Linked DNA regions of Homo sapiens: all the other regions are linked to region 3. Evidence: chromatin contacts called from ENCODE Hi-C or POLR2A ChIA-PET data. All regions are on one chromosome and are shown on one strand. Each heading gives the region's core, a stretch centred on a gene start or an enhancer-like site at or near the end of the contact. The rest is flanking DNA. Distances are from core to core; before and after follow the strand shown.

The links. Hi-C counts contacts between places; a loop is a spot of excess contacts on that map. ChIA-PET counts read pairs that join two places held with the same protein, here RNA polymerase II (POLR2A). Pooled maps may share reads with other maps.
Region 1: a loop to region 3 is called in a pooled map, with 2.6 times the contacts of the local background. The contact joins the promoter of VPS37D here to the enhancer-like site in region 3. A Hi-C loop is called at or near these places in 1 of 50 pooled maps. POLR2A ChIA-PET finds 5 or more read pairs at or near these places in 5 of 52 experiments (Caco-2, HEK293, WTC11 and 2 more).
Region 2: a pooled map shows a loop between it and region 3 (4-fold over the local background). The contact joins two enhancer-like sites. A Hi-C loop is called at or near these places in 2 of 50 pooled maps. POLR2A ChIA-PET finds 5 or more read pairs at or near these places in 3 of 52 experiments (MCF 10A, Panc1 and activated CD4-positive, alpha-beta T cell).

Annotation. Positions count from the first base shown.
Region 1 is chr7:73,666,409-73,670,246 of GRCh38, forward strand. VPS37D (VPS37D subunit of ESCRT-I) reads left to right here and starts at 1,423. Exons shown (of 4, transcript NM_001077621.2): 1 at 1,423-1,688; 2 at 3,011-3,182; 3 at 3,612-3,694. The coding sequence starts at 1,551. RefSeq lists silencers at 1,034-1,083, 1,094-1,193, 1,304-1,603 and an enhancer at 1,585-2,580.
Region 2 is chr7:73,977,830-73,982,084 of GRCh38, forward strand. No RefSeq gene overlaps it. Among named protein-coding and RNA genes, the nearest start is that of ELN, 48 kb to the right of the region's middle. RefSeq lists an enhancer at 1,290-1,584. Within about 2 kb of position 1,487, at least 5 of the 41 ENCODE cell types and tissues checked have a DNase peak (open chromatin) inside an H3K27ac peak, as active enhancers do.
Region 3 is chr7:73,809,416-73,813,253 of GRCh38, forward strand. No RefSeq gene overlaps it. Among named protein-coding and RNA genes, the nearest start is that of CLDN4, 20 kb to the right of the region's middle. RefSeq lists a silencer at 2,472-2,581. Within about 2 kb of position 2,470, at least 2 of the 41 ENCODE cell types and tissues checked have a DNase peak (open chromatin) inside an H3K27ac peak, as active enhancers do.

The DNA of each region.
Region 1 (3,838 bases), core at 173-2,672, 140 kb before region 3:
ACATCATCTCTTTTTTTTCTTTTTTTTCTTTGTTTGAGACGGAGCACGGAGTCTCTGTCGCCCAGGCTGGAGTGGAGTGGTGCTATCTCGGCTCACTACAACCTCCGCCTCCCAGGTTCAAGCGATTCTCCTGCCTCAGCCACCTGAGTAGCTGGAATTACAGGCGCCCACCACCACGCCCGGCTAATTTTTGTTGGTCAGGTTGGTCTCAAACTTCTGACCTCAAATGATTCACCCACCTTGGACTCCCAAAGTGCTGGGATTACAGGCATGGGCTACCGTGCCCGGCCTCTGTGATGCTTCTGCATGTCTAAAATAACAAGTGGGTATTGACCTACTATGTGTATTCATTATAACATTGCTAGCCATATCACTATCCCTCAGCATTTTAATTTTACTTTTATAGAGATGGGGTCTTGCTGTGTTGCCCAGGCTGGTCTCAAAACTGAGCTCAAGCAATCTCCCACCTCTGCCTCCTGAGTAGCTAGGACTACAGACGCATGCCACCATGTCCGGATACTTTTTAAAAGCATTTAAATACTTTTAAAAATTGTTCTTTTCACTCTTTTTTTTTTTTTTTTTGAGACGGAGTCTCGCTCTGTCACCCAGCCTGGAGTGCAGTGGCGCGATCTCCGCTCACTGCAAGCTCCGCCTCCCGGGTTCACGCCATTCTCCTGCCTCAGCCTCGCGAGTAGCTGGGACTACAGGCGCCCGCCACCACGCCCGGCTAATTTTTTTTGTATTTTTAGTAGAGACGGGGTTTCACCATGTTAGCCAGGATGGTCTCGATCTCCTGACCTCGTGATCCGCCCGCCTCGGCCTCCCAAAGTGCTGGGATTACAGGCGTGAGCCACCGCGCCCGGCCTCTTTTCACCCTTTTGACAATTTTTAAATTTTTTTAAATAGAGACGGGGGTCTTGTTATGTTGCCCAGGCTGGTCTCAAACTCCTGGCCTCAAGCGATCCTCCCTTCTCGGTCTCCCAAATCGCTGGAATTACAGGAGAGAGCCACCGCGCCCGGCCAGCAAGTCAGCGCTCACCATCTCCAACCCCATTTTACAGAAGAGAAAACTGAGGCTTGGGGAGGGCTGCAAGGCAGGAGCCCTCGGCGCCCGGCCAAAGTCAGAAATTTGTTGTTGCCATCCGAGGGGAAAACGTGCACGGGCTCTGCAAATTGTAACCGCCCGGGGTGGGAGAGTCCGTGCCTGGGGGCGTGGTGAGCCAGGGCCGGTGCTGGGGCGCAGAGCAGGGCGGCTCAGATTCCGGGAGGGGCGGGGAGATCGGGTTGCTGGGCGATCCTGGGGTGCTGGAGGCGGCGCGGCGCGGCCGGGGCGGGGAGGGGTGCGGCCCGCCTCCTCCCTGCCCCACCCCCAGCCCCGGCGCCGCGGCTCCTTTAAGAGCGGGAGGGGCGCCCCCTGGCGGCGGAGCGGTGCGTGCGGCCGGAGCCGGAGCGGATCCTGGAGCCGGAGCGGAGCGGAGCGGAGCGGAGCCGGGGCGGAGCGGGCCGAGCGGGCCGAGCCAGCAGCCGAGCTGGGGGCGCGGGCGGGCGGCATGTACCGGGCCCGGGCGGCGCGGGCGGGGCCGGAGCCCGGCAGCCCGGGGCGCTTTGGGATCCTCAGCACCGGGCAGCTCCGGGACCTGCTTCAGGATGAGCCCAAGCTGGACCGGATCGTGCGGCTCAGCAGGAAGGTAGCGCGGGGGGCTCGAGCGGGGGGCGCGGGGGACGGGCAGCGGCCTGCGGGACCTGCCGCTCGAGGGAAGGGCCGCGCGGGCCGGGCCGCGGGGCCGCCCGTGGGCGCGGAGCCTGGCACGTACGAGTGGGCCCCGCGGAGCCACCCCCGGGGGAGGGGGCGCTTGGAGCTGGCCTGGGGCGGGTGGGGCGCCGGGGACCCGAGGGGGGCGCCTGTGCACCCCCAGGATGGCCGCGAGGCGTGTCCTACAGCGGATGCTCCGGGGAGGTGTGTTCCGGGGGGCTGTGTTGTGGGGGGCCCTGGCTCGCACACCCACGTTCTGTAAGGGCCAGAAAGAGGAGGCGCCTTCCACTGGGAGAACTAGGGGCCTGTCTGACACCTGGAGGGGCCGTTGGGGGTTCACGCATTCTGGGGGCGCAAGAGGGGGCTTTGTGCCTGGCGTTGGGGAGGGGTGCTGGAAGCTGCCGTGTGTATTGCATAGGCCACCGTAAGAGAAAGTTGTATATTTCACGGGAGATAGGCCCGGGCTGGTTGTCTGTGGGGGGCAGAAAGGGCAAGTGTGTGTTGAAAGCAGGCAGGCGAGGAGGGGCTTGTGCATCCCACAAGGGACAGATGGAGGGGAGTGCGTTCTCCAGGGGCAGGGAGGGGAGGTTGGGCCCTGCTAGAGACAAGGAAAAAGCCTTCTCCAGGGCCGGGGCTGCTGTAAGCCCGGAGCAGGGAGGAAAAGGGGGTGTGTATTCCTTGGGGTGTGAGGATTCCACTGGAGGCAGAGGAAGGGGTGGGAAGGGAAGAGAGGGTGACCCGAGGGGGTGCTGTGAGGGGACGGGGTGCAGACACCCCTCTGGAGAGGATGAGCAGGGGGTGGGAGTGTTTTCGGTGCAAACACCTGAGGAGGAAACAGACAAAGGCCTGGAGTGAGAGGGAAGCTGTCCATGCATGGAAAATGGGGCAGAGGAGGGAGGGGCACTCCTCCGGGACCTGAGCAGACATATTAATTGAAAAATTAAAAATTAACTAACATTTGTAGAGGCCTTTATAGTTTTCCTCACTTAAGTCTCTCAACAACCCCATAAGGTGGATGTTTTTTAACTCGATTTGTAAAAGAGGAAACTGAGGCCAGAGAGGGAGCTCAGGGCAGAGCCAGTTCTGGTCCCGGCCTGTCATCGTCCCTTCACCTGTTGGGTTCACCACCCTGAAGGGGTGCCTGACAGGTGCCTTTGGCCTGGCCCTCAGGCACGGTCGCCCAGTAGGGTGGACGGGGCAGTAGGGTGGACAGGGCAGATCCCCTGAGCGGGCCTCTTAGCTCCTCTCTGCCCGCAGTTCCAGGGCCTGCAGCTGGAGCGTGAGGCCTGCCTGGCCTCCAACTACGCGCTGGCCAAGGAGAACCTGGCCCTGCGGCCCCGCCTGGAGATGGGCCGGGCTGCCCTGGCCATCAAATACCAGGAGCTTCGTGAGGTGGCCGAGAACTGCGCGGACAAGCTGCAGCGACTGGGTGAGGGCACGTCTGGGAGAACCCCCTGGGGCTGGTGGGGGCAGTTGGCCATCCGGTGGGTTGGCCTTGGGAAGTGCCAGGCTCTGATGGATGGGAGTTGGGCGGACCTGCTCCTGGCTTGCTGGGCAGTAGAGTTGAGGAAGTGAGAGGAAGTGGGGAGGGTTGGGTGGGAGAAAGGGGACCCAATACGCAGGGTCCCCCTGAGATGCTGAGGGGGACAAAGCCTCCCCTGTCTCTTTTGTACTAGGACGAGGAGCAGAAACTTGGTAGGGGCCGGATCCACAAAGCGGTCACATGGGCACGGTACAGATGAGGAAACTGAGGCTCTAGACCAGGGGAAAGGGAAATATAGAATCACATGGGGTCAGCGGGAGAGTGCAAGCCCGGGGCCCTGGCCTGTCTGTCACTCTGTCCCTCTGTGGCCCTCAGAGGAAAGCATGCATCGCTGGAGTCCCCACTGCGCGCTGGGCTGGCTGCAGGCTGAGCTAGAAGAGGCGGAGCAGGAGGCAGAGGTGAGGGGAGGGGTGGCTGGGGCTGGGGGCCAGGAGGGAGACCCATTCTCTGCCACCCCCTGGCTCATTCTTACACCTCAGGCTGGGGAGCCCCTCCTCTGGGAAGTCCACCCTGAATGCCTGGCGCATGCCAGAGCCTAGCAT
Region 2 (4,255 bases), core at 237-2,736, 170 kb after region 3:
AATCAACTGATCCTCAAGAGACAGGCTGGAGGGAGGGATGGTTCTAGAGAACCTGGCTCCTTGTTCTTCCCTGTGACAAAATCTGGCACCAGGAAGAGTTTAAGTGTGCAGGTGTGTGTGTTCAGGCATGTGTGTGCAGGCGTGCGTGTGCAAATGTGTGTGCAAGTGTGTGTGCAGGCATGCGTGTGCAAGTGTGTGTAGGCATGTGTGTGCAGGTGTGCGTGTGCAGATTGTGTGTGCAGGTGTGCGTTTGCAAGCGTGTGTGTGCAGGCATGTGTGTGCAGGTGTGCGTGTGCAGATTGTGTGTGCAGGTGTGCGTTTGCAAGCGTGTGTGCAGGCATGTGCGTGCAGGTGTACATGTGGAGGCATGTGTGGTCAGGCATGCATGTGCAGGTGTGTGCGTGTGCAGGTGTGCGTGTGCATGAACATGACTGTAAACTGGGTGCCCTTTCCCCTTCAAGCCTGTGGGTCTCAGTCCAGAGTCCACAGACAGCGTTAGAGCCTTGCCTGTGACTCAGAGGCAGGCCTTTCTCAAGCCGCCGTGCCGCCGGGTCGGGGGGAGGTCTGGGCCATGTGGCTACATCTGGGAGTCCAAGTTCAGGGCCAAGGATGGGCAACCAGCCCGTGCTCCCCGGTACACACCCATGTCCAACATCGCTCTCAGATGGCCCACCTTTCAGAGGAAGGAGGACCGGAGTTTGCAGGTCTTGGGAGAGTCCATGAAACACTGATACATACATTTATGTTCTTCCAAATCTGTAACAAAGCACACGAAAGAGAGAGCCTGCATTTCACGCATCTTAAACCACAGCCATGGAGCCCGTGCAGCTCATTCCCATTTATCATCCTTCCTGTGCACTAGAAACGTTCTGCGTCTCCACCAAACCCCCCATCCCCACCCCGCCCCCCAACCTGGCTTCAACCAGACGCTCGTAAATCTGTTTCTCTTGTTCCACACGAGCTGCCTGGGAAAAGGCCCCATTTGCTGCGTCTGCTCCTCCTTCCAAATGCTCGACGCCTTTGAGATTTTATGATTTCGGGTTATTGACTTGGCCTCCTGGGTCCCCCGTGGTAGGCGGCTGTTTGGGAGAGCGGCTGGAGGCTTTGGGTGACCTCAGGTTCACCCCTTGCCTAAACAGCGTTGGGGAGATGGTGCAAAAGACCTGCTGCTGCTGGCGGGTCCCGGGGCCTCATGTGGGAGCTCCTTATGGGGGCACAAACCCTGACCTGGGGCTAGCCTTCTGTGTCCCAACTCAGGCCCTGCACCCCACCCATTCTGAGCTTCTGGGCTCATTTCTCCCCAACTTCCTGAATCTGTGTTGCCAAAACCTCAGCTTCTGCTTCCCTTCCCAGCCTTAGCTCCTCCTCCCACTAAGAGCTCCCAAGGGAAACAGCCATGCGGTTGATGCAGGGCAAGGTGTGCAAAGGTCGTTCACTCCACAGCCAGGCCCCAGCCTCATCTGCGTCATGCTGCATGCTGCCACCAAGTGGCGGGGCTGGTTATTAGCTGGTATGGCCTGGAAGGGTGGTGCAGGTGGTTAAATATGTTGATTGACATTCAGAATGAAGGAACACCTGCCTTTGCCTGGAGGAAGCCCAGTCAAGAGGCAGAAGCAGGCAGGCAATACTAGAGCATTCTAAGTCCAGTGTTCAGGGTCACCGTGGCGCACACCTGTAATCCCAGCTCCTTGGGAGGCCGAGACGGGTGGATTGCCTGAGCTCAGGAGTTTGAGACCAGCCTGGGCAACATGGTGAGACCCCGTTTCTACTAAAAATACAAAAAATTAGCTGGGCATGGTAGTGCTTGTAGTCCCAGCTACGCGGGAGGCTGAGGCAGGAGAATCGCTTGAACCCAGGAGGCGGAGGTTGCGGTGAGCCAGGATCATGCCACTGCACTCAAGCCTGGGCGACAGAGCAAGACTTTGCCTTCAAATTAAATAAATGAATAAATAAATAAATCCAGTGTTCAGTAGTGTTCAGCAGGACTTGGGGCTTGGAGGAACCATCAGCCCTATCCAAGGCTCTTGGGGTGGGAAGAGGGGACAGCTTCTAAGTTAACCCCTGAAGGACCTATAACAAACCCCAAAGGTTGTATAGCAGGCGTGTGGCTCACTTGTAGAAATCCCAGGACTTTGGGAGGCCGAGGCAGGCGGATCACCTGAGGTCGGGAGTTCAAGACCAGCCTGGCCAACATGGTAAAACCTCGTCTCTACTAAAAATACAAAAATTAGCCAGGTGTGGTAGTGACTGCCTATAATCCCAGCTACTCAGAAGGCTGAGACAGGAGGATCGCTTGAACCCAGTACACGGAGGTTGCAGTGAGCCAAGATACCGCGCCACTGCACTCAAGCCTGGGCAACAGAGTGAGACACTGTTTCCAAAAAAAAAAAAAGGTTGTAGTGACAGAAAAGATGGATGATGAGTGGTACTTCCAGACAGAACCAGCAGCATAAGGAAAGCCCTCAGGCGAAAGAGACGTTTGATATGTTTGGCAAATGGGTTTTAGTGTCCACAGAACAGGGAGATGAAAGCTGGAGACATGGACTTTGGCCAGTTGTCATCTACAAAGCTGGGCCAGAGGGGCTGAGGTTTGCCTGGGGACAACAGTGTAAGCAGGGGATGACAGGATTAGATTTGAGTTGTAGGCTGGGCGCGGTGGCTCAGCCTGTAATCCCAGCACTTTGGGAGGCCGAAGCAGGTGAATCACTTGAGGTCAGGAGTTCGAGACCAGCCTGTCCAACATGGTGAAAGCCTGTCTCTACTAAAAATACAAAAATTAGCTGGGCATGCTGGTTCATGCCCGTAATCCCAGCTACTTGGGAGGCTGAGGCATGATAATTGCTTGAACCCAGGAGGTAGAGGTTTCAGTGAGCCGAGATCACCCACTGCACTCCAGCTTGGGCAATAGAGCAAGACCCTGTCTCAAAAAAAAAAAAAAAATGGAGTCATAGCAAACCATTCTTCAATGAGGAAAGCCGACTGGGGAAGAAGCTTTCCCCTACCATACGCCATACACCAAAATTAATTCTAAATAGGTCACGTAACTATTTGTAAAAGCTAAAATGATAAAACATTTCCAGAAGAAAACTCAGGGGAAAAAGAATTTTAGTTACTTTGGGCTTGGTAAATACTTTGGAAATACAATACAAAAAGCACAAAGAATACAAAATACACACACACACACACACACACACACACACACACACACAAATTGAACTTTACCCAAACAAAAAACTTTAGCTCTTCAAAGACACTATTTAGAAAATGATAAAGGCCAGGCATGGTGGCTCACACCTGTAATCCCAGCACTTTGGGAGGCCAAGGTGGGAGGATCACTTGAGGCCAGGAGTTTGAGGCCAGCCTGGGCAACTTAGTGAGACCCTGTCTCTAGAAAAAAAAAACTTTTTTTAAGTAGCTAGGTACAGTGGTGTGTGCCTGTAGTCCTAACTACTTGGGAGGCTGAGGCAGGAGGATACCTTGAGACCAGGAGTTCGAGGCTGCAGTGAGCTGTGATTGCACCACTGTACTCCAGCCTAGGTAACCGTGTGATACCCTGTTGAAAGAAAGAAAAGAGGAGAGAGAAAGAAAAGGAAGAAGAAAAGAAGGAAGGAAAGATGGAAGGAAGAAAGGAACAAAGGAGGGAGGGAGTGAAGGAAGGAAGAAAGGAAGGAAGGAAGGAACAAAGGAGGGAGGGAGTGAAGGAAGGAAGAAAGAAAGGAAGGAGAGGGAGGGAGGAAAGGGAGGGAGGAAGGAAGGAAAGAAGGGAGGAGGGAAGGAAGGAAGGAAAAAATGATAAAGAGATGCACCACAGACTGAAATGTTTTTTTCAGTTGTATTTAGACAACTCAATGCTAGGAAGAAAAACAACCCAATTTAAAAATGGGGAAAACCTGGAACTCTCCTTCATGACCGGGGGTTGTGGAAGAAAACACAGCCACTTTTGAAAACCTTTTGGCAGTTTCTTAAAATGCTAATCATACACCTACCAAAAGACCCAGCCACTCCACCCGTAGGTATTTCCCAAACGACGTGAAGACGTCTTTGCACACATTATACATGAATATTCATAGCGGAGTTATTTGCAAAAGCCAAAAACTAAAAACAACCCAAATATCCATCAAGGGGTAAAAGGATAAACAAATCCGGCTATGAGCATATAATGAAACGCGACAGCAATAAAAAAAAGAATGAAACTATTGATACATGCCGCAACATGGATGCGTCTCAAAATCATCACCATGAATGAAAAAAGCCA
Region 3 (3,838 bases), core at 1,220-3,719:
TCTTAAACTGGCCATCTGAGAAGCAGAACTCTTGAGGTGAGGAGTTTGGTTTGGGGCTCAGAGGGCCGCGCGTGTGTGGCCTCTGTCTGTCCGGGGATGGGGTGGGCGTGTTTGGCTTTCGAGGTGGATTCGTGCTTGTGTGAGAGGGTGTGTGTTTCTCATTCCTGGTATCCTCAGTTCCGGGCGTGGCGTGTCCCTCCGTGTGAGTGACGGTGGGAAGGTGAGGTGAGAGTGGCCAGGGCGGGGTGGAACTGTTTTCTCTCGGCCCGTCCAGGTTGGCTGCTTTTGGGTAATTCCCAGGCTCTGAGATGTCACAGAGCCAGGACGGGAGGAGTGAGTCACCCCCACCATTCCGCCATTGCCCTGGAGAAGCTTCTTCCCTGTCCCCAGGGCCCGGTTTCACTGGGAGCCATAAAAAGGCCCTGCCCAAGCTTGGTTTCTTCCGTTTTCAGCCGGACCTGCTGAAACCAAGCCTGGGGGCTGCCTGGGAGCGTGCCAAGGGCACTGCCCAGATGGGGCCCAGCCCAGAGGGAAACCAGCCCAGCAGGGACCCAGCTCCAGCTAAGGCCAGAAACCAGAGCCCACCCTTGGGGGCTGTTCTGTTCCTGGTCTCATCTGGTTTATACATATATATATATACACATACATATATATATATATACACACACACATACACATACATATATATATATACACACATACACACATATATATATATATATATACACACACACATACATATATATATATATATATATATTTTTTTTTTGACACAGTGTCGAGCTCTGTCGCCCAGGTTGGGGTGCAGTGGCATAATCTTGGCTTAGTTCAACCTCTGCCTCCCAGGTTCAAGTGATTCTCCTGCCTCAGCCTCCTGAGTAGCTGGGACTACAGGCATGCACCACCATGCCCTGGCTAATTTTTGTATTTTTAACAGAGATGGGTTTTCACCATTTTGGCCAGGCTGGTCTCGAACTCCTGACCTCAAGTGATCCGCCCACCTTGGCCTCCCAAAGTTCTGGGATTACAGGCATTAGCCACCGCGCCTGGCCACATCTGGTTTATATCTTAAGCCCCTCTGCCCACCAGGAGCCCCTTCCCCTGCAGGACTATGCCCCAGGCCCCCTCCACTCCCAGACTCCCCTCTGTAAGCTCCCCTTTCTTCCCTGAGCCCCATTCCTCTCCAAGAGCCCCCTCCCCTATCTGAAGCTCCTCTTCTCCTGGAGACCCTTCCCCTCCCAGTTCCCCCGCACCCCCTCCCTCCACTGCCCCTCCCTCTTAAAGTCCCCTACCCTTCTGTCCTGTCACTTCCCTGCCCTCTCGCTCCCTGGGGTGGGAGGGCCTGGCTTGGCGAGGCGGCTAAGAGAGGGGAAGGGGCTCAGGGTGGGGGCAGGGCATGTCTGGGGTCTGCCAGCTTGTCTTGGCCTGGCTGGCTCTCTATTCCATTATGAACATGTGGCTGGGGTTTCTGCCATCCTCCCAGGCCCTGGTGGGGTGGTTGGGGCTGAGAGGGTGATGGGGAGGGGAGGAGGAAGGGGCCGCAATGCCAATCACATCACCCCAGGGGCTCAGAACAGCTCCCGCCTCTCCTCCTCCTCCCCTTCTTTCTCGCCCCCACCCCCCTCCCCACCTTCCAGAGCCCATTAGCCCAGGGCTGCAGTGACACCTGCCTCCACTGGGGATCCTCCCCTACTCCTGGGGCCATAGCTGCTCCCCCAAGGGTGGGTTACCCTCTTGCCTTTTGACCTTCCCAGGGACCTGGCAGTCCTGCCCCTGGGTGGCCACCTCTTCAGCCTCTCCCAGAGCCTTGGCCACACTTGCTGTGCCGTCCGCAAACACCCAAGGGGGCACCGTGCCCAGTCCAGGAATCAGGCAGCCATCACCTTCCCAGCCAGACCCTGGGAAGGATAGACCCACAGCCTTAGCCATATACAGAGCACTGGGCAACTTTTACTTTTCACCATGATGAGCAACTTGTCAAAAGAATTTGCAAACAGACAGGTGCGGTGGCTCCCGCCTGGGATTATAGGAGGCTGAGGCGAGGGGATCACCTGAGATCAGAAGTTCCAGACCAGCCTGGCCAACATGGTGAAACCCCATCTCTACTAAAAATACAAAAATTAGCCAGGTGTGGTGGCGTGTGCCTGTAATCCCAGCTACTCGGGAGGCTGAGGCAGGAGAATCACTTGCACCCAGGAGGCAGAGGCTGCAGTGAACTGAGAGCTTGCCACTGCACTCCAGCCTGGATGACAGAGCAAGACTCCGTCTCATTAAAAAAAAGAAGAAGAATTTCCAAATCCTACCTCTGGCTCACCATTAAAACAGCCAATTTGGGGGTGTTTGGGGCAGCCGGTTACAATTCTCCCTCTCTACCCCTCCACCTGCCACTAGCACAGGTGCGATTTTCAAAATTCCCATCAACGGGTGTGGGACACCCTGGATGCTGCAGTTCCCACAAGCAAACAGGCGAGGGCGACTCTAGGGAGAGTCACCGCGGCCGTGGGCTGGCCCAGCCTTGAGGAGAGCATTGACACACAGCGTTTGCCAGAACCATGGCCAGGGACGCTGCCTACTTGCTGGAGGTCCCTGCTCCTTCTGGACAGGGATTTATGGTTGGGTGCATTGCTTAGAATAGGAATTAGCTACCATTTGACTGACTTTTTGGTTTTTTGCTTTTTTCCCCATCTACGTCAAGTTCACTGACTTCATTATCTCTATTCTACTTTTGAGCTCATTCAAGGTTTTGTTGTATTATTATTATTATTTTAGAGGGAATCTCACTCTGTCGTCCAGGCTGGAGTGCAGTGGTGCGACCTCAGCTCACTGCAACCTCTGCCTCCCTGGTTCAAGCGATTCTCCTGCTTCAGCCTCCTGAGTAGCTGGGATTACAGGCACCCACCACCACGCCCGGCTAATTTTTGTATTTTTAGTAGAGACGAGGTTTCACCATGTTGGCTAGGCTGATCTTGAACTCCTAACGTCAGGTGATCCACCTGCCTTGGCCTCCAAAGTGCTGGGATTACAGACTTGAGCCACCGTGCCCAGCCTGGCTTTGTTTTATCATTGCGGTTATTATATTGTTCAGTTCTAAACTTTATTTAAATTTTTTTATTTTCATTTATTTATTTATTTTTTATACAGGGTCTTGTTCTGTCACCCAGGCTGGAATGCAGTGGTGCAGTCATGGCTCACTGCAGCCTCCTTCTGGGCTCAAACAATCCTCCCATCTCAGCTTCCCGAGTAGCTGGGACCACAGGCACAAGCCACCATGCCTGGCTAATTTTTAATTTTTTTGTAGATATGGGGTCTTGCTTTGTCACCCAGGCAGGTCTTGAACTGCTGGACTCAAGAGATCTTCCTGCCTTTGCCTCCCAAAGTGCTAGAATTACAGACATGTAAAATTTCTGTTTGGGGCTGGGTGCAGTGGCTCATGCCTGTAGTCCCAGCACTTTGGGAGGCCGAGGCGGGAGGATCTCTTGAGACCAGGAGTTTGAGACCAGCCTGGGCAACATAGCGAGACCTCATTTCTACAAAAAAATAAAATATTGACAGTGTGGTGGCTCATGTCTGTAGTCTTGGCTACTCTGGAGGCTGACGTGAGAGGATCACTTGAACCTGGGAGGTCGAGGCTGTAGTGAACTATGATCATGCCACTGTACTCCAGCCTGGGTGACAGAGGGAGACCCTGTCTCAAAAGAAAACAAAAAATTGTTTGGCTCTTCTTTACATCTTCTCTTCTTTGCAAAGACTTTCTATATTTCCATTGATTTCAAGAGTGTTGGCCTTTCTTGCAACATTTTGATAATAATTGCTTTAAAGTCTTGATCTGATATTTCCA